Regions from separate parts of the Homo sapiens genome. Here all the other regions are linked to region 2. The links are chromatin loops, found by intact Hi-C in ENCODE. Cell type or tissue: A673. All regions are shown on one strand.

Evidence for each region. Hi-C counts contacts between places; a loop is a spot of excess contacts. Peaks named below come from ENCODE experiments on the same cell type or tissue, not always from the same donor. Only the 100,000 strongest peaks of a DNase experiment are listed, where the experiment ranks them.
Region 1: a loop joins it to region 2, with 4 times the contacts of the local background. A loop is called at or near these places in 2 of 110 quality-filtered maps.
Region 3: it touches region 2 in a loop (6-fold over the local background); 9 of 110 quality-filtered maps call a loop at or near these places.

What each region holds. Positions count from the first base shown.
Region 1 is chr5:142,399,809-142,407,808 of GRCh38, reverse strand. The region is part of intron 3 of SPRY4-AS1 (SPRY4 antisense RNA 1); the gene reads right to left. Among named protein-coding and RNA genes, the nearest start is that of SPRY4-AS1, 79 kb to the right of the region's middle. In A673, no CTCF peak of the experiment used is centred here; a DNase peak (open chromatin) is centred at 4,862; H3K27ac peaks cover 4,663 bases.
Region 2 is chr5:142,544,252-142,552,251 of GRCh38, reverse strand. No RefSeq gene overlaps it. Among named protein-coding and RNA genes, the nearest start is that of FGF1, 140 kb to the left of the region's middle. RefSeq lists enhancers at 558-1,204, 1-1,762. In A673, CTCF peaks have their summits at 686, 891, 3,103 and 3,303 (motif pointing right); DNase peaks (open chromatin) are centred at 531 and 3,321; H3K4me3 peaks cover 1,184 bases; H3K27ac peaks cover 2,995 bases.
Region 3 is chr5:142,696,087-142,704,086 of GRCh38, reverse strand. It overlaps a transcript of FGF1 not described here. Among named protein-coding and RNA genes, the nearest start is that of FGF1, 14 kb to the right of the region's middle. RefSeq lists a silencer at 4,845-4,894. In A673, a CTCF peak has its summit at 4,777 (motif pointing right); DNase peaks (open chromatin) are centred at 4,816, 5,996 and 6,636; H3K4me3 peaks cover 747 bases; H3K27ac peaks cover 2,918 bases.

The DNA of each region.
Region 1 (8,000 bases), 140 kb after region 2:
CTCAGTCTCCCCAGTAGCTGGGATTACAGGCATACCACCACACCTGGCTAATTTTTGTATTTTTAGTAGAAACAGGGTTTCACCATGTTGGCCAGGCTGGTCTCGAACTCCTGACCTCAAGTGATCCACCCGCCTCGGCCTCCCAAAGTGCTGGGATTACAGGCATGAGCCACCGCACCTGGCCTCCCCCAACATTCTCATGATTGGCACCTCCATATCCCCAGGGTCTCTGCTCACTTGTTATCTCCCAATAAAAGCCTTCCTTCCCAGCCACACCAACGATGTCTTTGTTCCCTCTCCCTGCTTTACTGTTCTTCACTCCAATATTACAATCAAATCTACTTGCTTACATGTTTCTCATCCATCTTCCCTACTAGCGTGTGACCTCCATGAGGGTGGGGACTGTTTTCTTCATAACTATGACCTCTCAACCTAAAACATTACTTGAATCCACAAATTAATGGCCACAGTCAGAAGGTGGGCGCTCGCTGAATGTGAAGTATTAGGCTAAGAGCTTCATGTACATCAGCATTTCATCCTCACAGCCTCTCAGGGCAAGTGCGGAGGTCATGGCAGCCAGGAGCTCACAAGGTGGGGAGACAGTGTCTCTGGAAGGCAGGTCTAGGTAAACAGGTGCTACTCTAGGGCACCTGATATAAAAGGTTCAGTGGAGTCTGGGGGAGACACTGACAGCGTCCACCCCCGCCACCAGTAACTCTGGACCCTGCCCAAGCCCACTGCATAGGCTCCTCCAGGCAGTCCCGCTACGCCCATCTGAGCCGCTGTGCTGGCCTTTCTCTTTGGACATCACCAGCAAGAGGGAAGTTGGACCACTGTAAAGATGCTATATCCAGGCCTAGCCTCCCCTTTGTCCTTCCAACCTTCAGTGGCTATAATTTTGATACACAGCTCCCAGGGATACATCCCAGGGTGGATAAATAAAGCTAAGGGTCTCTCCTGTGTCTGAGAGACCTGCCGTCCAGCGTCTGCCTTCCCTAAGAGCCAAGGAGATCAAGTGGATGAGAAAGTGCCCAGCAATTCCCATGTGCCCACAGCAGCCAGCATTTACTGAATGCTCATCACACCCCAGGGCCCATGCCAAGGCTCTATATACATTCTCATGTCATCCTTACACTCTCTGGGTAGTTATGGCTCTCCTCTTTTATAGATGGGGACCCAAGGATCAGAGAAATTAAGTCACTTCCAAGCTCACAGAGCTACGAAGTGGCAGAGCCAGGATTTGAACCCCAGTGTGTCAGATTCCCAAGATCCTGCGTTACCCACTCTGTTCCAGTGCCTCAGCCCTGCCCACATGACTTCTTCCCTAGCTTGGGTCTGCTTCCCTGATCACCCAAGGTGCACAGCAGAACAGAGAGCATGGGCTCAGGGACCAGACCTGGGCTCAAATCCCTGCCTCACTACTTCAAATGTGTCTGGGCGGTTGGTTACCCTCTTGGAGCTTCAATTCCATCTGCATGGGAAGGTGAAGGATACCTACTGCAGAGATGTGAGAATAACTGAGATGCGTGCCTACCAGGCACACAGCAAACACAGCACAGCCAGCGAGAGTCATCTCTGGACAAGCCTCTGCTGGCCCTGGCACTTGCTCCCAGCTAGGTCCTGCCCAGTGGCCAGCAAAGGCTGGGTCAAAGCCTCTCTCCAACTCCCAGGAGAGCTGCCCCCAGAGGACAAAACGCAGGGGCTCTGCCAGAACCCTCACAGTAGGCTCCATCCCTCCACTGATGAGTGTCTCAGGATTTTCCCTTTTTGGGGGAGAGCCCCGCCTACTGAATCTGGCTGGGCTCAGGCACACTCTATAGCTTCAGTTTTCCCACATATACTTTGGAGGAAAAAAATGTTTTACATTTATCAGGTACCTGAAAAGTGCCAAACTCATTTTAAGTACATGAGCTTCAATCTCTACTTGCAGGTTAGCAACATCTGTGGACATATTATAGGATATATTAAAGCCTCAGTTTACTCTTCTGCGAAATGGAGATGATGATTAACCTGCTTCACTAAGTTGTGAGGATTAAACGAGGTAAAGCATGTGAAATGCTTATGGCAGTGCCTGGCACATGAGAAATAATAAATGTTAGCTTTCATTATGTCTCACAGCTAAAGAAACAGACACTAGGAGAGCAACCAATCTGCCCAGCATCTCCGGCAAGGTGATGGGATTTGAACCGAGACCTGTCTAACACCAGGCCACCCTCCATGCTGACATTTCAACACGCCCATCCAGGGACCAGTGCTTGTTTGTATTTCAATAGAAAACTATAGCACATCCTTGCAGATTATCGAATTCTAGTCCCGTTCATTGCCTTTGAGCTTTTTTCACCTCTTGATAAATTACATTTTACTGTTTACTTTGTTACCTACTGTGAATTGGACTGGATTTGCCATTCTGCACATTTCATCAGTTCTTACCAACTTCTCAATTTTTCTACTTTTTACGTTTTCTCCCACCCTCCTGATGTCACTGAGAGCTAAAGGCTGACTGCCCAAATCCTCATTGCAACTCTAGGCTGTCTTATAGCTGATCTTCCCCCCAAGATCTAAACTAGGCTTGCAAGCTGGGTGACTTGACATAAACTTCAAAGGACCCATCACCACAGCAGACCATGAATCTCCCTCGTTTAAATGCCTGATGGTTGTCCATCAAGTATCCTCTACCGCCAGGCCCCAACAGACATTCAAGCTGGTCCTTAATGAACAAAAGGCGACCGAACAAAAAATTGACCTATATTACTCAGAGAAAAGAAGAATTTTTCTTTCCTTGAACGAGAGGAAGCACTGACAAAAACCCTTTCTTTGACCAAACTTTAGTTAGGCTCTTCTGAGCCTTCTTCTGAACGTTGGCCTTCTGTGTCCCTCCTGTCCTTGCCAGGCCTGCAGAGCCCAGTCTTAGCAAGAATCCTGCAAATTCAGTTTAGGGAGTCCCCTACCCTTGATGCCTGATAAAGCGCTTCATCCCCTACCTTGGGTGTGTAAGTCCTTGGCCTGCCCTTAGCAAGAGTCCTTTTAGGTCTGTTTAGTGAGAATCCCGTTCCCTTGATGTCTCCTCTTAGTAACTTTCCATCCACTGACCCCCTCTTCTCTGTTTCTTAGCTGTAAATCCTCAACTGTCTTGCTGCATTTAGAGTTGAGCCCCATCTCTCTCCCCTATTGCAATAACCCTGTTGCAAGACTCCTGACTAAAGTCTTCCTTACCATTTTTACAAGTGCCAGAATAATTTTTTTCTTTAACAACACTCAGGCTTGCTTCAAGTAGGAGGGCCTCCCCTGCCTGAAAATGCTCCATTCATATCCCAGTCAAATACCATCCCCAGATCTCCTCTCATAGCCATCTCCCTCTCCTCACAGCAAGCAAACATCTGACAAGGACTGCATTGCTTTCCCCGCCACCACCCCGGGGATCTTCACCTCTCTCAGGCCGCTGCCAGCCTCCCTACCTGCCCTGCCAGCCGTCAGCCCCCAGCTTCACGCCAGTCCATTCACGTAGAGAACACGGCTATGAAAATACAGAAACGCACTTCCCATCTGGAAACGCCTCAGAGCTAAATATTATGTAGGATGTGATGGTGTGCGTCTACCAGCAAAAAAGCGAGGCTTAAAGAAACACTGAGACACGAGGAGACTGCTAGTGAGAGGCCAGTGCGTCAGCAAGAGCTAAACTTAGCAACCTAATCCTCTAACTTCATTCTTTCAGGAAAGAGAGCGGTAGGAGAAAAATGTATGAACATATTTAAATAAAAGAACCTTTGAGAGAGCAAGAAAATCCACATCCTAACTGACCTGTTGCTACTTTGCAGAAACGAGCGTAGAGAAGGCGACGTTTTGGGGAGCTAGCCCTGAGGTCAGTGGTCGACAGAAGGGCTCTATCCAAGTAATCAAATTCCCTGGTAGAAGGTCCCTTTGGAGCCAGTGGCTGCATGGTACAAAGGAAGCTGCAGCAAGGGGAAGAGATTCTTAAAAACTGGAAGTTCTGGAAAAACCTGTAACACAGCTTTCAAACAGATTTTGCTTTCGAGTAGAGTGGCTGGTATAAAAACACGCATCATCTAGGCACTAAATGGCTCCAGGGAGTGTTTGAAAGAGGAGGAGCAGGGACAGGAAAGTCACAGGCAATGACAAGTGGTGCGTGTAAACACACGTGTGAAGCCCAAGTTCAAGCTCAGCTGTGCCTGTGACCAGCTCTAGGGGTGGGGTGGGTGGGTTGCCCTAGTCTAGTTGCCAGACTAACTCACCCATGAAACAAAGGTAATGGCCAGGCACGGTGGCTCACGCCTGTAATCCCAACACTTTGGGAGGCCGATGCAGGCGGATCACCTGAGGTCAGGAGTTTGAGGCCAGCCTGGCTAATGTGACAAAACCCCATCTCTACTAAAAATACACAAATTAGTCAGGCGTGGTGGCACACGTCTGTAATCCCAGCTACTCGGGAGGCTGAGGCAGGAGAATAGCTTGAAGCTGGGAGATGGAGGTTGCAGTGAGCAGAGATCGTGCTACTGCACTCCAGCCTGGGAGACAGAGCGAGACTCCATCAAAAAAATAAAAAATAAAAAAAATAAAGAAAGAGAGAGAGAGAAAGAGAGAGGGAGAGAGAGAGAAACAGAAAGAGAGAAAAAGAGGAAGAGAGAGAAAGAGAGAAAGAGAGGGAGAAAGAAAGAAAGAGAGGAGAGAAAGAGGAAGAAGGAGAGAAAGAGAAAGGAGGAGAGAAATGAGGACAGAAAGGAGGAGAGAGAAGAAGAGAGGAAGGAAGGAAGGAAGGAAGGAAGGAAGGAAGGAAGGAAGGAAGGAAGGAAGGAAGGAAGGGAGCCTGTCCATGCTTTAAGACATGTTTAAGTACTAAGATACTACTTATCTCTGGATTTATGTGTAGGGAAAGAGGCGGGTAGCTTAAAAAATTTTTCCCCTGGAATCAAGCCTTCTGCTTTGATCCATTATTAAAATATTTCATCACACTATTAAAAATGTATTGATCCCCACAAAGGGTTAATATTTTTATTACAGAGTCTGCATAAATCAGTAAGAAAAATACAAGCACCCCAATAGGAAAATGAATAAAGGATACGTAAATCAATTCACAAAAACATAAAAATAGCTATTAATTATATGGGGGAAAAAAATGACCTTACTGGGAACCAGAAAAAAAGGCATAATAAAATAAAAACAAGGCCAGGCATGGTGCCTCACACCTGTAATGCCGACACTTTGGGAAGCCGAAGTGGGAGGATTGCTCAAGACCAGAAGTTCGAAACCAGCCTGGGCAACATAGTGAGGCCCCGTCTCTACAAAAATAAAAATTTAGCCAGACATAGTGGCATGCCTGCAGTCCCAGCTACTCAGGAGGCTGAGGCAGGAGGATAGCTTGAGCCCAGGAGTTCAAAGCTGCAGTGAGCTATTATTGTACCACTGCCCTCCAGCCTAGGCGACAGAGCAAGACCTGTATAAAAAAAAAATTAAAAAAAGCAAAGCTTCTCCCATCTAGCATTTGGCGAAGTCCTAAAAATCCAATAATACCCAGCAAGGGCCAGGATTCAGAGAATCATTATGCCCCCTCACACAACAATAGGAAGGCAAATTAGCATTTCTTTAGGTCAATTAGAGCATACAAAAATTCTTACATGGACATCCCATTCGACCCTGTAATTCCACATGCACAAAGATTTATCTGTAAAGATTTAACCACAATATGATTTTATAATGCTAAAAAATTGGAAAGTCTTCTATCCAATAAAAGGAATATATTATATATGGCAGAACAGTTAAAACTGTTACATAACAACTAAAAATCAGGCTGTAAGAAAAATCTAAAGATACAGGAAGATGTTTACATTATGTACAAAACAGATTCTGAAGCTGTACATATCAAATTTTGTAAGCCATCTCTCATATACATGACACATAGGCACAATGAAGTAAATACCAGGAGATAGACAAAAATATTACCAGTGTTATTTATGAGAGTTGGATAATCATGAGTGGTTTTGATTTCCTTACACGTCTTTTTATTTTCAAAGTTCTTTTTTTGTTTGAGACAGGGTCTCGCTCTGTCACACAGGCTGGAGTGCAGTGGTGTGAACACAGCTCACTGCAGCCTTGACCTCCTGGGCTCAAGTCATCTTCTGGTCTTAGCCTCCCGAGTAGCTGGGACTACAGGCGTGTGCCACCATGCACAGCGAATTTCTGTATTTGCTGTAGAGAGGGGGTTTCGCCATGTTGCCTGGGCTGGTCTGGAACTCCTGGGAGATCTACCCACCTCTGCCTCCCAAAGTGCTGGGATTATATGCGTGAGCCACGGTGCCCAGCCCAAAATTCTTAAATAGATATGTGACTCTTTTGTATTCAGAAAACCCTATTACTTTTTAAAAGAAAGAGGGGAAAAAGTATCTTTCTGTCTTTCTAACAAGTAAAAGGCACTGAATTAACTACTCCAGCCAGAAACCTGCCCCAGGCCAGAGACTGCCCTGCCCAGCAAACTTCTTTCACATCCTCATCCATGACCCCTGAGAACTTTCAGGCCATGGGCCATACATTTTAGGCTTCCTCTTGCCCACTTTTTTTTTTTTTTTTAGAGACAGAGTCTCGCTCTGTCGCCCAGGCTGGAGTGCAGTGGTGTGATCTCAGCTCACTGCAAGCTCCGCCTCCCGGGTTCACGCCATTCTCCTGCCTCAGCCTCTGGAGTAGCTGGGACTACAGGCGCCCGCCACCATGCTCGGCTAATTTTTTGTATTTTTAGTAGAGACGGGGTTTCACTGCGTTAGCCAGGATGGTCTTCATCTCCTGACCTCGTGATCCGCCCGCCTCGCCTCCCAAAGTGCTGGGATTACAGGCGTGAGCCACCGCGCCCGGCCTCTTCTTGCCCACTTTTTACCTAAGGTCTATAGTCTGCAATTCATGAAGGTCAGATCCCAGCCCAAGTCCTGAGGGTCTTCCTAGCACTTGTCTAGCCCAGCCTTCAATCAAATGAGAGAGACAAACGACCTTACAGCTATAGAGTCCTGATAGTTCTCACGATGGTTTCAGAGATTCTCATCAGCTCCTGGGAGGCTCTCTCACAAACTCGGAGGTCGGCAGGGCGCTGTCAGCGCTCCCACTTTAGGAAATGGAAAGCAAGGGCTCAGGAAATTGAAGATGTGCCCCAAGGCAGACACAGAAACAGGACAGGAGCCCGGAGCTGGCTTACAGTGGAGAGCTCTCTCCAATCCAGCTGCCTGCTGACCCCAGGCTCCTCAGCCATTGCCAGCGAGCCACAGCTGGGAAGGAACTGGGGCCCCAGCATCCCCACCGCCATCTGGCAAAGGCCACACCTGTGGGCTCACTTTAGTCTCCTTCATTCATCCCCATCTCTACCCTCTGCCCCTGCTCCCACTCCCATAATAAAAAGAATCAGGGAAATCAGGAGAAGCTCCTCTCACAACTCATTAATTCAGTTAACTGTCTAATCTTCTACTATTATCTCACAGGTCAAGTTGTTCTAATTTTTCAATCGAAATTGTGTGGGCTGGGTGCAGTGACGTGTGCCTATAGTCCCAGCTACTTGAGAGGCTGAGACAAGAGGATTGCTTGAGCCCCGGAGTTCAAGGCTGCAGTGCACTATGATCTGATCATGTCTATGAATAGCCACTGCATTACAGCCTGAGCAACATAACATGTATGGGTCAGAGCTTGCTCAGCTGTGAGTGACAGAAACTAAAGTCAATCTGGCATAAGTTAAAAAAAAAAAAAAGAATTCATTAGCTCATGTCACTAGGGAGTGGCTGGATCTAAGGCCTCAAACATCAGCTCTCCCTGCCCTTTCTCCACTTAGTGAGCAGGATATTAATCAACAGCCTCACATTCACATCCTACCAGGTCCAGCAGAAATAGACCATCTTCCCCAACAACTCTGGCAGAGAAGTACCAGGAAGGACTCAACTGACTCAGACCACCTGCCTACTCTTAAGGACACAGGGCAAAGGTCAGCCCCATCCAACTCCACAAGAAAAGGTGTT
Region 2 (8,000 bases):
GGAAATTCTTCAAATGGGGAAAATTAAGCTAAAAGCGTTAGGGCTTATCACTTCCTCCTAACAGTTGGCTTTTGGAGAGACAGGGAAATGGTCCTAAGGAAAGGAGTTCCTTCAGGGTGGAATATTTGGAATTGCCCCATTTGGGTGGGGAAGGGGAGTGGGCTGAGGACCCAGGCAGGGCTCCTGCTCTCCAGCCCAGGAGGGAGAGCAAAGAGCAACAGATCAGGGAATTATCTCTCCCTGACTTCAGGAGCCAAATCAGCTCCGGAGGGGAGGGGAAAGGGGGTGGGCGAGGGAAGGCCCCCAGGGCAAGACATCAAACAGGACGGAGGCATCTCTGACCTCCGGGTCACAGGCCCGCGCGCTCCGGGAGCCCACCCGGGGCGCCGGCGCTGGAAGCCAATTCCGAGTGATTTAGGAAATCGCCCAGCCTGGGGGCTGGGGCGGGCAGGAAAGGAGCGATTAAGGGCGAGAAGGAGAAGTGAGGCTTCCTCGGGAATGAGCACATTTGGAAGCCAGGCAGGAAGCGGGCAGGAAGCTGCTCTCATAAAACAATCTGACAATTACGTGTCAGTGTAGGAGAAGGGCCCTGGAAATTATGGGGCTGCCGCGCCGCACTCCCGAGCCCTCCCCCGGTGATTTCCTCGGGGCTGCAATGAGCTGCGGGAGGAAATTATATTTGGGGCCAGGTGTTTGTTCCTGCACATTTGGGTTCAACTTGGGACTGAGAATTTTACGCTCACATGCTGAGGGAAACAATTCCCTGGTGCCTTTGTAAACCACGGCGGATGCACTGCCTCCAGCTGGACTGGGCTTTGGTACTGTGATTAGCATAGCTGGGATTTACCAAGCGCTTCCTCTAGCCAGGTGCTTCACCTGCAGCTCACAGCAAGGGGCCTGGATAGGTTCACTGACTTGCCACAGACAATCACTAGGGATGGCAGAGCAAGAATTTGAACCCAGGCACTGTCTCCAGAGCCCCACACTCAAATCCAACTTGAAAACATATTTCACAAACTTTTCATAAGAGCAACCAGAACCATTACTTTATACGTGTATCTGGAGGAAAGGGTTCCTAAGCAGACTGCTACCCACACATAGGCTGCCTTCTCCTTGTCATTCATTGATTCATTCACTTGTTCCTTCGTATCTATTAAGTACCTATGGTGTGGCCAGCAAAGTTAGGTACTATAAAATTATAAGACACATTCTGACTTCTTAAGAAGCCTTAGGCCTTCTAGAGGCCTTATGCCTGCAGTGGTGGCTCATGCCTGTGACCCCAGCACTTTGGAAGGATAAGGTGGACGGATTACTTGAGTCCAGGAGTTTGGGCAACATAGCAAGACCCTGTCTCTACAAAACAATAACAACAACAACGAAAATAGCTGGACACAGTGCCTGTAGTCCCAGCTACTTGGGAGGCTTAAGCAGGAGGATCACTTGAACCTGGGAGGTTGAGACTTCAGTGAGCCATGATTGCCCCACCGCACTCCAGCCTGGGCGACAGAGTGAGATCTTGTCTCAAAAAAACAAAACAAAACAAAACAAAACAAAAAAACACAAAGATAACTAGAGGGCACATTTTACAGGTTTTACAGGCTTAGATTCCAAACATATTTGCAGTCTTATCCTGGGCCTTGACATGATTCTTCTAAGCCCATTTGGATTTTCCTAGAGCAGACATGCTCCCTCAAACCCTCCAGACCAGGAGCATTTCCCAGAGCACACCTTTGGCAGCCTCCTGGTAGACCCTGATCCTCCCTCTAACTTCCTCCCTCCATTCAGAGGGCATCCTTTGGGAAGCTGGGGCCTATAAGACAATCTGAAGTTCCCCCAGGGGCACCTGAGAGGAGTCCAGCAGAGCAATGAAGTGTCCTGACTCCACCAACCACTAGCTGGATGACCTTGGGCAAGTTGCTTCACCTTTCTGAGCCTCCTCTGTAAGGTGAGGTTGTTGTGAGGATTAAATAGAAAAACACGCTGGGCTTTGAGCCCACTGCCTGGAACATAGTAAGTATTCAGTAAGTCTTGGCTGTGTCCCTGGAGGTCAGTGCTCTGTGCTCTGTTAGGAATAAGCCAACCCAGCTCTCAACACCTCTTCTATTAACAAACTGCTCTGAAGACACTGGAAATGCTATACTTCCCTCCTAGCTCAGTTCTGTGATGTCTCAAGTCACATTAATTTTTATGCAACGAACTATACCTGGAAACATGATTATTTCCTTAGTCACTGAATTCCTGAACGTTCATCTATTACTTGTGAATACTAAGCAGAACAATATTCACAGTGGACAGGAACAAGGTCTTTAGAGCTAGACTTCCAAGCTCAGGTCCCATCTCTGTAACTTGGGCAAGTTACTGAATAGCTTTGAACCTTAATTTTCTCATCTGTAAAAACTGGGATAATAAAGCTCTTATCCCATCAGGTAACTGTGAGCATCAGTTGAAAGAATGGTAAATGATTATGTGCTTGGCTTCAGGTAAAAACTCACTAAGTGACAGTTATTACCATTATTTTTCATTATTGTTACACTGACAATTGAACAAGCAAAACAGACACAATCTTTGACTTATGGGATAAAATGAACAATAGCCATGGTCATCAGTATGTAGCATGTAGATGGAGTTCGATGAAGTATTAGGGTAAATGTTCAGATGAAGCAGAAACCAGAATGCTGAGTAGAAAGGAGAAGGTATCATTAAAATGTCTTCATTTTCTGCAAATGTCATTGAGAAAAACAAATGACTGGTGAAGAAAAGACAAGAGGGTAGAAGGTGGTGGTAGGAGAGTCCTGAAAGTTTGAATTTTGCAGTTTTCTGTTAAATTGTTCAATAAAAGAAACTTCCAGTGTATCTCTTTCCAGAGACTTCGCAAGCTAAGGCTCTACCCTCCTCCTTTGGACAACTCCTTTCTCAGGGTCTGCCATTTCATGAAGAGACTGCCAGGTCGCACACATCACCTCACCGCTATACGATTTCTACCATATGCAGAGTTCCTCTAGCATGTTGGGAATTGTTTAAATAGCATTTTATAAACATTTAGTCATTCAGTCTTCATATTCTCTATCTATACTGACTCCAAGCTTTTATTTCATTTTATATTCACATCCCTGCCCTGCACACGGTGAGTACTCAAATAAGTTCCTGCTCCCTAACCAGTCTTACTTAGAATCTCCAATCTGACTCATTTGGACTTGTAAATGGTCCAGTGTGGCATTCAAATAAAAAAAAAATAGAAGGGGCCAGGAGGGGGCAGTGATGGGGCAGAGCTTGCCAGAGAAAAGGAGATGCCTGCTATTATCCCAGATGATTTCAGGACACACAGAGATCGTTTGCATTTAGCCCAGGAGAGGGTGCTACCTACTTCTAAGACAGCCTCTCCAAGAAAGACCAGCAGCAAGGCCTCTGCCACCTGAAGTGAGGCTGGGGCTCAGGCTCCCCCGCAGCCCTTTCGCTAGTGCAGAGGAAATGCCCGACTCCCCTACCCCTCCTTTGATACAAAGACCTCTTCTAAAATAGCAGGCAGGTGTCAAGGGAGCATGAAAATATCAGCAGAGCAGATGCAAAAAGAGTACACGGATGTACAGATCCAGGACAAAGATTTTCATCTTGTTTTAAGCATTTATCCAAGCAGCTCGCTGGATATTGGGGATAAAGAAAAAACAAACAAACAAAAAAACTCCATTATCTCCATCATCACCACTACTACTGCTGCATATACTCTGAGACTGCTTTTAAAAGATTCTGAGAAGAGAGGGGAAGTGTCAAGTATAGGGTTGGGTGGTCAGAGATCACAGTATATTGATGAGCCCTAAATGTGGATCTTCTTCCAGTCTTTAAATAAGGTATCTTTCTATTACCTATATTCTATTTAGAATATAATTCTATTTTCAAAGTCATTTTGTATTTGTGGTGAAATAACCCCTCTGTAGCCTGGGATCTAGAAGACCAGGTTTTATATTCCTGGTGGCATTCCCTATTCTGCCTCTCCAATGATTTTCTGCTAGTTCCATCATTTCTTGAGAGCTTAATATGCCTCTATCTTTTTTTTTTTTTGACAGCGTCACGCTCTGTTGCCCAGGCTGGAGTGCAGTGATGCAATCACAGCTCACTGCAGCCTTGACCTCCTGTTTGCCTATATCTTGAATTCTTGAATAAGAATAATCACTAGCATCTTTTCAGCAATAAGACAGAACTTTTGCCCATAATGCACTTTAAACAAAAGAAAGCATTATACTGAAGCAGATCACTCACCTGCTTCTCATTTGTCTTTTGAACAAAAGTCAGACGTCATTCTTTCTCTGAACAGAAACCCAGATAACAAAAGTAATAAGTGAATAAGAAATAAAGTTAATGTCCAATTGTGGTTTCCATCTGAGTTTAAAAAGCAGCTTTGGCACAGTTGCTGGGAACGTAACTGCAGGGAGCACTACTTAGATATTTAACATACGATTTAACCTAGCAACTCCAATTCTATGAATCACGTCTACCAATGTATTGGTACATAGATAGATGTGCAAAGGAATCCGTTGCAGCAATCTTTGTCCAGACTTCCAGAGCAAGACTCTGGAAACAAATGTCTATTAACAGGAAATTGGTGAAATAAATTACGGTACATCTACTGTACAATGGAATTCTATGCAGTCAGAAGTCGATGTATATATATGCTGTTTTGGACAGATGTTTAGAACTATGATTAAATGTAAAAGCAAAGTATATTACAGTGTGTGCAGTACAATCCCATTTATGTTTATATATATGTGTGTATATGTGTGCTTTTTAAAAGGAAGGGCTCTACATACATGGAAAATATCTAGAAGGATATCCTGAAAGCTTTTAACATCATGACTTTTAGATAAGGGGTCATGGGATATGGGGCACGTTTTACTATACATTTCTGTATTGTTTGAATAATTTACACGTGTTACGTCCTTGGTAAAGCCAGCCTCAGGAAATGGTAGGTACTTCTCTCATCTGTCTTTAGAAACCATGTTGGCTTTGGCCGGGCGTGGTGGCTCACGCCTGTAATCCCAGCACCTTGGGAGGCCGAGATGGGTGGATCACAATGTCAGGAGATCGAGACCATCCTGGCTAACACGGTGAAACCCCATCTCTCCTAAAAATACAAAAAAATTATCTCGGTGTGGTGGCGGGCGCCTGTGGTCCCAGCTACTCGGGAGGCTGAGGTAGGAGAATCGCGTGAACCCGGGAGGCGGAGCTTGTAGTGAGCTGAGATCACGCCACTGCCCTCCAGCCTGGGCGACAGAGCGAGACTCCATCTCAAAAAAAAAAACAACAAACCATGTTGGCTTTATTCACCTATATCTAGAGTCCAAGTGATAGAAATACCAAAGCAGAGGACAGTGGTGTCTGCCAGCACAAGTCCCTGTGGCTGAGGGGACATGTGAACTCAAGTCCCATTAGACATGAAACCATTATTTTCACTTTTTGGTATTCAGGTATTAAGTGATGCTCACTGCATTAAGCTTTTAGAATGATCTTGATGATATATTACCATCTCTTGGAGTAAAGATTCCATGACTCGGCAGGAATGGGCACATTGTTCTCAGCAGCTGAGAATGATACTGTGGAGCCTGTCGCTAAGCACTCTAATTGGAGGAATATTTAGCTAGTTGAATTGAGATTAGGTTCAGCTGTGAGGAACAGAAACCCTCCAATAAATAAAAGTTTATTCTCTATCATATAAGAAGCCTTGACGACAGTCAGTGCATGGCGGGCTGTTCCTTCTCTCTTGTTTCATCATCCATGGACTCAACCAAGATGGCAGTATTTGCATTTCAGACAGCAGGACAAAGGCAGGCATGAAGAAGAAGGGGAAAGTGTGTATACACAATGCCTCTTAAGTGGGTTTCTAAGAGCTGCCCCTAGACACTTTAACCTACTCACACTGGCCAGAACTCAGTCTTATGGCCTACCTAGCTGCAAGGGAATTTGGGAAATATAGTCTTAATCCCAAGTGGCCATATGCCCAGCTTAAAATTGGGGCTTTAATGTTATCACCACAGAAGAAGAGAAGGGTAGATACTGGGAGATGACTAGTGGTTTTCTGCAACACTGATATAACCCACTTTTTTCCCCTCTAATCTACTTTCCAAAGATAAATGTGTTTAGCATTCCATCATGTCAGCCAACGGCATAGCTAAGTTATCATGCTTTGTCATACACTCACCCCTATGAACTTAGGGAAATATTTGGAGAAAAGATTTGCTACAACCTAGAGAGGATGATGAGACATCCTGGGATTTCAGTCACCTGTGTTTCTCCCATTTCTGCCACCCGCTCCAGAATCTTGAACATAATGGATAGGATATGCTAGCTAGCTTTTGGAGACAGGAACCATGTCATTCCTACAATGGTTCCATAATAAACGTCAATGGAATACAGTAGAACTGGCCTGTGATGTAATTTAGAGACTACTTCCTGTGAATGAGGCAATATGTACAGGAATAGAATGTTATTTATGCTATGGGAAAGGCCCATGGGGCTTCAGACTTAGGTTTAAGGAAAAAGGAATCCACCAGCTGATTATACTAGATCCCAGGGGACTAAGGATAGTAAACAGTCATAAAGGAATTGGGGCTTCAGAAATTCCCAAGGTTAGGAAGGACTAAATCCTGTTTTGGAGCAGACAGTGGCAGACTCCCTGGACGTTCTTGCCTGACATCAATCAGTCTAGGGACTGGTGGTCCATTAGGCCTCTGCAAAGAAGGGACCTGAAGCTTCCCTGCCCCAGCCTTACCTGTCATTTACTGCCAGGCTTTCCCAGACACAGGATGGTTATTCACTAGGAATACAAATGAGGGTCCTTTTATGTTTCCTAGCCTGCAGGCCCATTAGTTAGCAGTAAAAAGCCAAAATGTTTAAATCCTAAAGTGAAACCTCCATGCTGTGGTATTCTGTCTTGTTAAAAACAAGTAACTTTATGGTTCTTTGATCAATAAATAGCATAAGGGTATAGAGATAAAGGAAAAGAACATTAGCATGAAGACAACAGACTAAATAAGGCCCCTGAATTACTCAGAGGGGTGGAATTTCAACCCTGGTAGATTTCCCTGGTAACTATGTAGGAGAATTGTTCCAGACTTGAGGACTGTGATCATGCAGGTTTGGCATCCGTGTCAGCTGACACTGGCCCCATGTTTGGCCCCATCCTCTTGGGCCCTTGGCTTGTCAGGGCTCAGTGGTCACCATGCCAGTGAAGGTCTCAAGCTAGGACTTCACCCTCCTACGTGAGACTGCCTACTTGGCCTCTCCCTACAGGCTCAACAAAGCTTCTAAAACCTATACCCAAAGTCAACCCTTGAGTTCTCCTCAAGCCTGCTTTTCCATCTCGCTAAATGGCCAGGAAATCATTCTGCAAAGTGCTCAGCTTGACAGCCTCAAAACTATCCCTGGCTCCCACTCTCATGTCCCACTTTCAAATCATCAGCAAATCTCACTGGCCCTGCCTTCAAAGCATATTCAAAATCTGACCATCTCTCATCACTTCCACTAGTCTGGGTTGCCATCCCTCTCACCTGGATTACTACAAAGCCTCCTACTTGGTCTCGTTCCTCCCCTCTTGCCAAGCCACCCATCCCATTCTTTTTGCCACACAGCAGCCAGAGGAAGCCTTTTAGAACCTAAGCCACGTCATGGTGCCCATTGGTTCTAGACCCTCGAGGGGCCTCCCCATGTCATACAGAGTAGAAGCCACAGTCTGCCCAGGCCCCCAAGCCCTCTGTGACTTGCCGCAGCTCTCCCATGGCACCTCCTACACCCGCTCCTGTGGCTAACTCTGCTCCAGCCTCCCTGCTACTCCACAAAGGAGGTAAGCATGTGTCCGGCTTTAAGCTGTGCACATGATGCTACCCAGGCAGCATTTCCGCCAGCTATCAGCAAGCTTAGCTTCCTAAGCTCTCATTTCTGATAAGGATGGCCCCTTATCAGAAAGCTTCCCTGACCACCCCTTTAAAATCCAGCTTTACTTTTCTTCATAG
Region 3 (8,000 bases), 150 kb before region 2:
GAGACAATTGAAAACACTTAAGAAGACGGTATATTTAAATTCAAATATATCAGTAATTACATTAAATGTAAATAAATTAAATAGTTCAATTAAAAATCAAAGATTGAATTGGATAACAATCTGCATACTGTTTATAAGAAACATACCTAAAACATTTGTATTATAATGTTGAAATTAAAAAGTGGAAAAATATAAATATTAACAAAAATTAATGTTATCTATATTAATATTAGACAAAGTAGACTTTAAGGCAAAAAGCATTATCATAATGATAAAAAGTTTAACTCATGAGAAAGTACAATGATTATAAAACTTGTACACATAATATAGCTTCAAAAATATAAAACTAAGATTGACAAAACTGCAAGAAGTGAACAGATACATGAGTAAGGATATAGATTATTTAAACACGATTAGCAAACTTGACTTAGTGGACATGTATAGACTGTTACATCCAACAATTATAGAACTCATGTTCTCCAAATATGACTCTCCACCTTCCAAGCAAATGATAGGATTGAAATTCTGCACCTCATTTTATGTTGTATACCCATATGACTCGCTTTGGCCAATAAAATATGAATAGAAATAATTACCAGTGTATTAGTAAACATGTCTTCTATTTTTTTTTTTCTTCTTGAAAGCAGAAATCCTTCAGTCCAGGTCCTTGAGCGAGGGTGATACAGAATGGAGCTTCCCAACCCACCTGCAAATGGACAGACGTGCCCAACTGTGAGTGAGAAAGGAGCCTTTGTTATTTTAAGCCACTGAGAGGTGGGGATTATTCATGATCACAGTCATTTCACCTTTTTTTCTACTAATACACATAGAAAAAAAGATGGGCTGTTTTCCAGGCACAGAGGTGAGCCTGTTTTGAAAGAATATGGTGTGATACAGTCCTGGTGAGTTCACTGGCTTAAGTTCCAGGGAGATGGGCACAGAAATTGTGGCTGAGGCAGAGAAAGCAGCTCCCAAGAAGAGCTTATGAAGATTGGCTAGAGGGCAAGTTTTAAAGGGACATGGATTTAACAGTAAATATTGGATATTGTCCTACAAGTTGAAGGATCTCCAGAAGTTGGTGACTGACTTGACTACTGATAACAATGGAGATGAACCAGGAAGAAGCTGATCAGTATGAAAGGGTGGAATTAGGTAAAGAGCTACTACCAATGAACACATTACAGTTTTTGTTTTTGTTTCTCATTCTCTAGAGGTAGCCATTATTAAGAATTTGGTGAGGGCCAGGTGCGGTGGCTCACGCCTGTAATCCCAGCACTTTGGGAGGCCAAGGAGGGCAGATCACGAGGTCAGGAGATCGAGAGCATCCTGGCTAACACAGTGAAACCCCATCTCTACTAAAAATACAAAAAATTAGCCAGGTGTGATGGTGGGTGCCTGTAATCCCAGCTACTCAGGAGGCTGAGGCAGGAGAATGGCATGAACCCAGGAGGCGGAGCTTGCAGTGAGCCAAGATCACGCCACGGCACTCCAGCCTGGGCGACAGAGCAAGACTCTGCTTTTTATTAAAAAAAAAAAAAAAAAAAAAGAATTTGGTGAGAATTTCTCCAGCAATTGCATGCACATGCAAACACACACACACATACACACCAATTTAAAAAAACACACATCTCATCAATCATATTCTACCTGCAATTCTGAAAAAAAATTCCAGCTGATAATATCTCCATGGTTGTTTTCCATGTTACCACAAAGAGATTTGCCTTTCTTTTTCATTGGCAGCTTAGTATGCCATAGTACCACTGTATCACAGTTAGGCAACCATTCTGTTGACACTTAGGTTGTTTCCACAATTGCAAACAATTCTTCAGTGACCATCCTTGCAAATAATATCCATGCATTTCAATATCTTCTTTCTTCAGGCAATAAGACCAGCTTTGTCACCATTCTAATGGTAAAAATGTTAAGCTGAGTAACAAAGGAACACAACCAGGCTAGCTATTTGAGATGGTTATTTTTGGTTAATGGGTGACAGGTGGGCTTCAACTATGCCCAGAATGGTGTTTAAAACATAGTGGGCACTCAATAAGTATTTGCTGAATGCATGAATGCATAAACAAGTGAATCCACAACCACTATAGACACTTGTCAGGCCTGCCCTGCCCCCATTTATGATAGGATTTTTCAACCCCAGCACTATGGACTGTTAGGGCCAGGTAATTCTTTGTTATGGGGAGCTGTCCTGAGCATTGTAGAAAGTTTACCACCATCCCTGACCTCTACTCACTAGATGCCACTAGAACAACCCCAGATGCAACAACTAACAATGTCTGCAGAAACTGCTAAATATCCCCTGGGGAAAAATCGCTCCTGATTGAGAACCACTGATTTTTAATACGGGTTGAAGTTGCGTAAGGGCAAAGGCCCTTTATGAAAACAGCTAACTCTAGGCTGGGCACGGTGGCTCATGCCTGTAATCCCAGCACTTTGGGAGGCTGAGGCCAGCGGATCATTTGAGGTCAGGAGTTCGAGACCAACCTGGCCAACATAGAGAAACCCCGTCTCTATTAAAAATACAAAAAAAATGATCTGGGCATGGTGGCACCTGTAATCCCAGCCATCTATCCATCCATTTATCCACCTATTCCTCAAATACCTATTGAGCACCCACTGTGTGCCAGGCCTGTAATCCCAGCTACTGGGGAAGGCTGAGGCAGGAGAATTGCTTGGACCCAGGAGGTGGAGGTTGCAGTGAGCCAAGATCGCACCACCACACTCCAGCCTGGGCGACAGAGTGAGACTCCAACTCAAACAAAACAAACAAACAAAACCCCAACTAACTCTAAAAACGTTGATCCTACTTCTCCCTGATCCTCTCATGTTATAGAGGCCTTTTTTTCCTGGGTCTTCACAGTTTTTTCATAGAGATTCTTGGATACCTTATTTTTGGTTTGGATTTCGTTTCTCCAGGGCTACCTTCCCTGATGCCTCCCCCATCAACTCATGTATATATACATGAGGATTATAATGTATAATAATCTTCATTATACATTGTTAATCTCCATTATTCATTCTCTAATTACCAAATACCTCTCCTTGGTGTGGAGGAAAAAAATATTAAATTTGAACTCAATTGAACGTGGACACAAACAATGGTCACCAACTCCCGGAACAGGTTGTGTGAACCCCTTGAGGCATTCATCCAGCACAGTTTCGGAGAAATCTCCATTTCAATCTATTCCTATACATTAGTTATTGAAAAATAACAGACAATCACAAAAACAAGTTGACCTTTTTGTGTTCCTTGAGCCCAGTTGCGAAGGGCCCTCGTGACTGGACCTCATGCCAAACAACTCGTTACAAAAGAGCTAGAGTCCCAGACTGTGCCGAAGCTTCACAGACCTCTCCTCGTCTGTGCACAGATGAGTGGCTGACTCTGGAGTCCAGGCTATTGCTTCCTGGCCTGGTGATGAATCCTCCATAGTCTGGTGGTATAAATATATATATATATATTTTTTTTTCTTCTCCCTTTCCCATTGCAATTTGCTTATTATATCATTTGCTTATTATATCTGCATTGCTAGTTATATGGGATTCAAAAGTATTGTGTGTGCCTTTTCTTCTCCCCTCACACGTTTCCCGCACAGAACACTTAGTAGTGCTTATCACTGTTGAATTCTTACATTTATTGAATTAATTATTAAAAGTGTATCCATAATCTGTTTCCCTCCCTGAGCTTCCTAGAGGAGGCCATCACTAAGAATTTGCCATGGAACATGCCATTTTTTGCTCACTATTTTTATATCTAGTGCCTAAAACAAGGCCTGGCACACAGTAGGTGCTCAATGGGTATTTGAGGAATGGCTGGATGAATGGATGGATAGATGGCAACCTAATATCAGTCAGCAATAGCCAGCCCAAGGGTACAGCAGACTTCACAAATTGTTCTTGTACCTTCTAAAACAATTTTGAAAAACAATGTTACATATACCCACATTTAAACATTTATGTTAATTTTCATCATTAAGTTTATATGGTTTCAAGAGCATAATTTCTAATATATTATAAAGCTGGAATTTAAAAATTAAACTGTGGGCCAGGTGCGGTGGCTCATGCCTGTAATCCCAGCACTTTGGGAAGCCAAGGTGTGTGGATCACCTGAGATCAGGAGTTTGAGACCAGCCTCAAACTGATGAAACCCCATCTCTACTAAAAACACAAAAATTAGCCAGGCGTGGTGGCAGGTGCCTGTAATCCCAGCTACCCAGGAGGCTGAGGCAAGATAATCTCTTGAACTCAGGAGGCAGAGGTTGCAGTGAGCCAACATTGCACCATTGCACTCCAGCCTGGGCAACAGAGCGAGACTCTGTCTCAAAAAAAAAAAAAAAAATTAAACTGTGGCATCATTCTTCAAGTGTACCTATTAATCTGTTATTATTTCTAATATTCTCTTTGATTTGCTTCCACAGTTCTGTCCCTCAATATTCAAGGAAGGAAAAGCAAAGTTGTTGAATTAAAAAATGCCTAATTAATCATTAAAAAAGACTGAATTAAAGTATTAAAGGAAGTTCCTAGTTTGGGGACTTTGATATTTTTATACTTGGGGCAATGGCACCTTATTAAGATTTGTGAAGACTGACAGGTATGATTTCCTTTCATACAGTAGGGGAAGGGTTATGAACACAGACACGTGCTCAGGCAAACCAGGTTTAGGAAAGAGTAGCTGCAGAAATGGAGAACTAACTGATTGTCTAAAAATAATCCTTGGTGTGGCCCTCCTCTTTGGAAAGCCTTGCAGACTCCCATCTGGGGTAATGCAGCCCAGTGACCTGCAGAGGGCAGTGTTGGACAAGCTGTTGGTTCAATCTCTCTGTCTCTTTCTCAGGGTAGTGGAAAGTGCAGTCCAGCTTGGATACAGTGGGAACCCGGCCTGGGCGGCCCAGCCCAGTCCTCTCTGGTGTGTGTGTTTGCACAACGAATTATTCACAGGAAAATGGCTCCAACGAGAATGGTGGCCAGAGACTCCATCCTGTACCTAGAACCAGGGCCTGGGACTGTAAACAGGTGAAAACCTTATTTTCTCTCCCCTTCAATAACTGGATTTGGAACAGAAATCAAGGATTGAAGTTGTGGGTCTGAATCAACCCTAAGGGTTTTGTTTTCCCTCTTATGAAGTGAAAACAACAGTGAAATGTCAACGATTCACATCTTCAGGAGACGGTAGGGCAAAGTGGCCAAGAGCTCAGACAGTCGGGAGTTCCCATCCCACTCTACCCTCTCCAAAGCTTAGGTGAGGAGCCTTTCCAAACCTCAGCTTCCCTGGATATCAAATAGGAGCAATCTTACCCTCCTGGCAGCGGTGTTGTGAGGATTAAATACAAGAATGCAGAAGTACTCCTCAAATGAAGGGCATTCAGCAAGAAAGAGCCCAGTAAATAACAGTGATAATGGTGAAGAGGACGATATTGAATTGGCATCTTGCCAGGCATGACATTTTCAAAACTTTCCATTCATGTCTGAAGAGGAAGGATCAGAGGTGAAAAATCAAACTGTCTCAATGTTGTAAGTTTTACAAGCCTAGGAGCCAGAGGCAGAAACAGCCAGGGCAGAAGGCAGAATCAACACATTGAGAGCCTAGCTCTGTGGCGTTGCCCACATCTGCCTTTCAGGGTCGGGGCTCCCATCCTGGTGTTGAAAAGAGGATCTTTGCATCTAAAATAGTGTGTATGATGACTGTGTGACACGACCACCAGACTCAGAAATACTCACCTGCCTCAGACATAAAAGTAAGGACTTCGTTCATTACGTTGATCCTCTGTGAAACCTCAAAAGGTAGCAATCAGCTAATTGAAGAAAAATGATAAGTTGGACACATTGCTTGGATGTACTGAAAGTAAGGCTCAGAGCAAAACCCGCTCCCTTCTGCCTCATATTGGGAAAGGTAACAGGGACTAGTGCAGAGAGAGGCATGGAGAGAATTCGGATGAGATCATTGTCCTTTCACCTGGCAGCTGTCCAGCCCCCAAATAGCTTTTGTGTCCAGTCCAAAAATAAGATCACATGAGAGGGGGAGAAATAAATATACAGTGCTTGTCCTTAGCCTTTCTGTGGGCATACCAGTGTCAGCTGCACTTGTAGGGGCCCAAGTGCCTCATGACCCACTCGGCAGCCTTCCTCTCCAGGATCCCCAAGGCTAGGAGGCCAACCTACTAACAGGTGGGTGGGTATGGTGTGTGGTTTCACTCAGTTCTTCTCATGGGGTTTCTCTGAGCTCCATTCATACCAGAAAGGGAGCAGGAGAGAGAGGACAAGTGGATCCAACAGCCTTCGCTCCAGGGGAATCAGGGCATCGCCTCCTTTTCTGGGAGGACACTCCCTTCTGATGGTGAATGGGAACTCCCTTCCTCCTGCAGCAGCCTGCCTGCAGCTGTCCTGGTAGAACAGTGTGGACATTGCAGAAGCTGTCACTGCCCCAGAAAGAAAGCACCCCAGAGCCAAGGCAAAGAGGTGAGTGCATCTGTTTCTGCAAAGGGCTCAGATTGCTACAGACTTTCTGCTTGGCTTCATGTTGTGCTCAGCGTGAACGTTCTCCCTCACCCCCGCCTTCCTGTTCTCCTCCCTGATCTGGGTCTGTGGCAAGCTTGAGTCTATGTGATGAATGCTAGAGTGAAATATTCCTGTACTGCCTTCTCTCATTCAAAGGCCAATTCACTCCCAGAAAGAACTGGGTAGGTCTGGTTCTTAGTGGGGAAGCAGGAAATGGTTCCTACTAAGTGAATTATCTTTGCTGAGATCCAAGAAGACGTTTACCAGGAAATCATTAGACAAATCCCATTACAGTAGACTTAATGCTTCATTTTAAAAAGCACTGAATGAAATAGAAAATAAAAGGATGCCAGCTGATTCTTTGTCGTTGGCAAAAAGGAAAAAACAAAAATGAGACATGCAGAGCCTCTTTTTCCCCATCACCTCCCTTCCCCATCTCTTCCTGATTTCTTAGAGCCCTGCAAAACATACTTAACAGATTCAAGAGTTCCTTTCTCTGGTTGAAAACAAGAGGAATAAAATCAGGGGTTTGGGGAAAATTGCTCTGTACACAGACTTCAGAGACAAAGAGGAGAAACAGATTTTGCAGCCTCGGTCTCCCCTATAATGCCTCCTCATAGAACATGTACCTATATCCATTTAGGGATATGGATAGACGCCACTATCACTTCCACACACAAACTGTTATCCTGGATGTAGTCTGCCCCTGGGCTATGGACTACAAATACCCATGCTAAGAAGCAACCAACAAAATTCTGGTAGGAACAAGGTCATTACTTGAATAAGTCAGGATTCATTTAGTAACCATGGACTGAAACCCAGTTTGAAGAGATTTAGGCAAAAAGAGGATTTTTTTATTAACTCATGTGCCTGAAAAAGCAAGGTTTTGGTATCATGAGATCCAGGGGCCTAGATGATGGCATCATGAAGCTGTCTTTCCATATCTTGGCTTTGCCTCCCCTGCGTCCTTCTGTTTCCAGGAAGACCTGCCCATTGTGAAGGCCACATGGCTGCAGCACCTCCCAGCTGACATCCTACTAGCACAGCACCGTACAAGAACAGGTGCTTCCCTTTCTAGTTCTAGCTAGAATCTCAGGGTCAATCTCATAGAACGAATGTGGGTACTGTACCCATCCTTGCCATGGGCATGGAGTCATTCCCATCCCCAAAACTGCATGGACTGAAAGCAATGAAGGGGTGTTTCCCCAGAAATGATCAGAGTTCTCATCCCAGGACAAAGGGGGCTAGATGCAGGGTGGCCGAAGTCAATGGTTGCCACTCTATGTTGCTTTTTTGCAATGGTCTAGATTGACTCAAAGCTCATCTGATAGCAGCTCCTCCCTCTTACATGCCATAAAAATGTATTAGTGACAGAAGTTCTCATAGGAAGGATAATTATTAGTGGAAAAGGTGACTAAAAGACTCCATGGCATGTTATTCCTAGAGATCCTTGAGAGTAGGAAAGACAGCAGGATGCTTGTCTGTGGCTTAGCTCC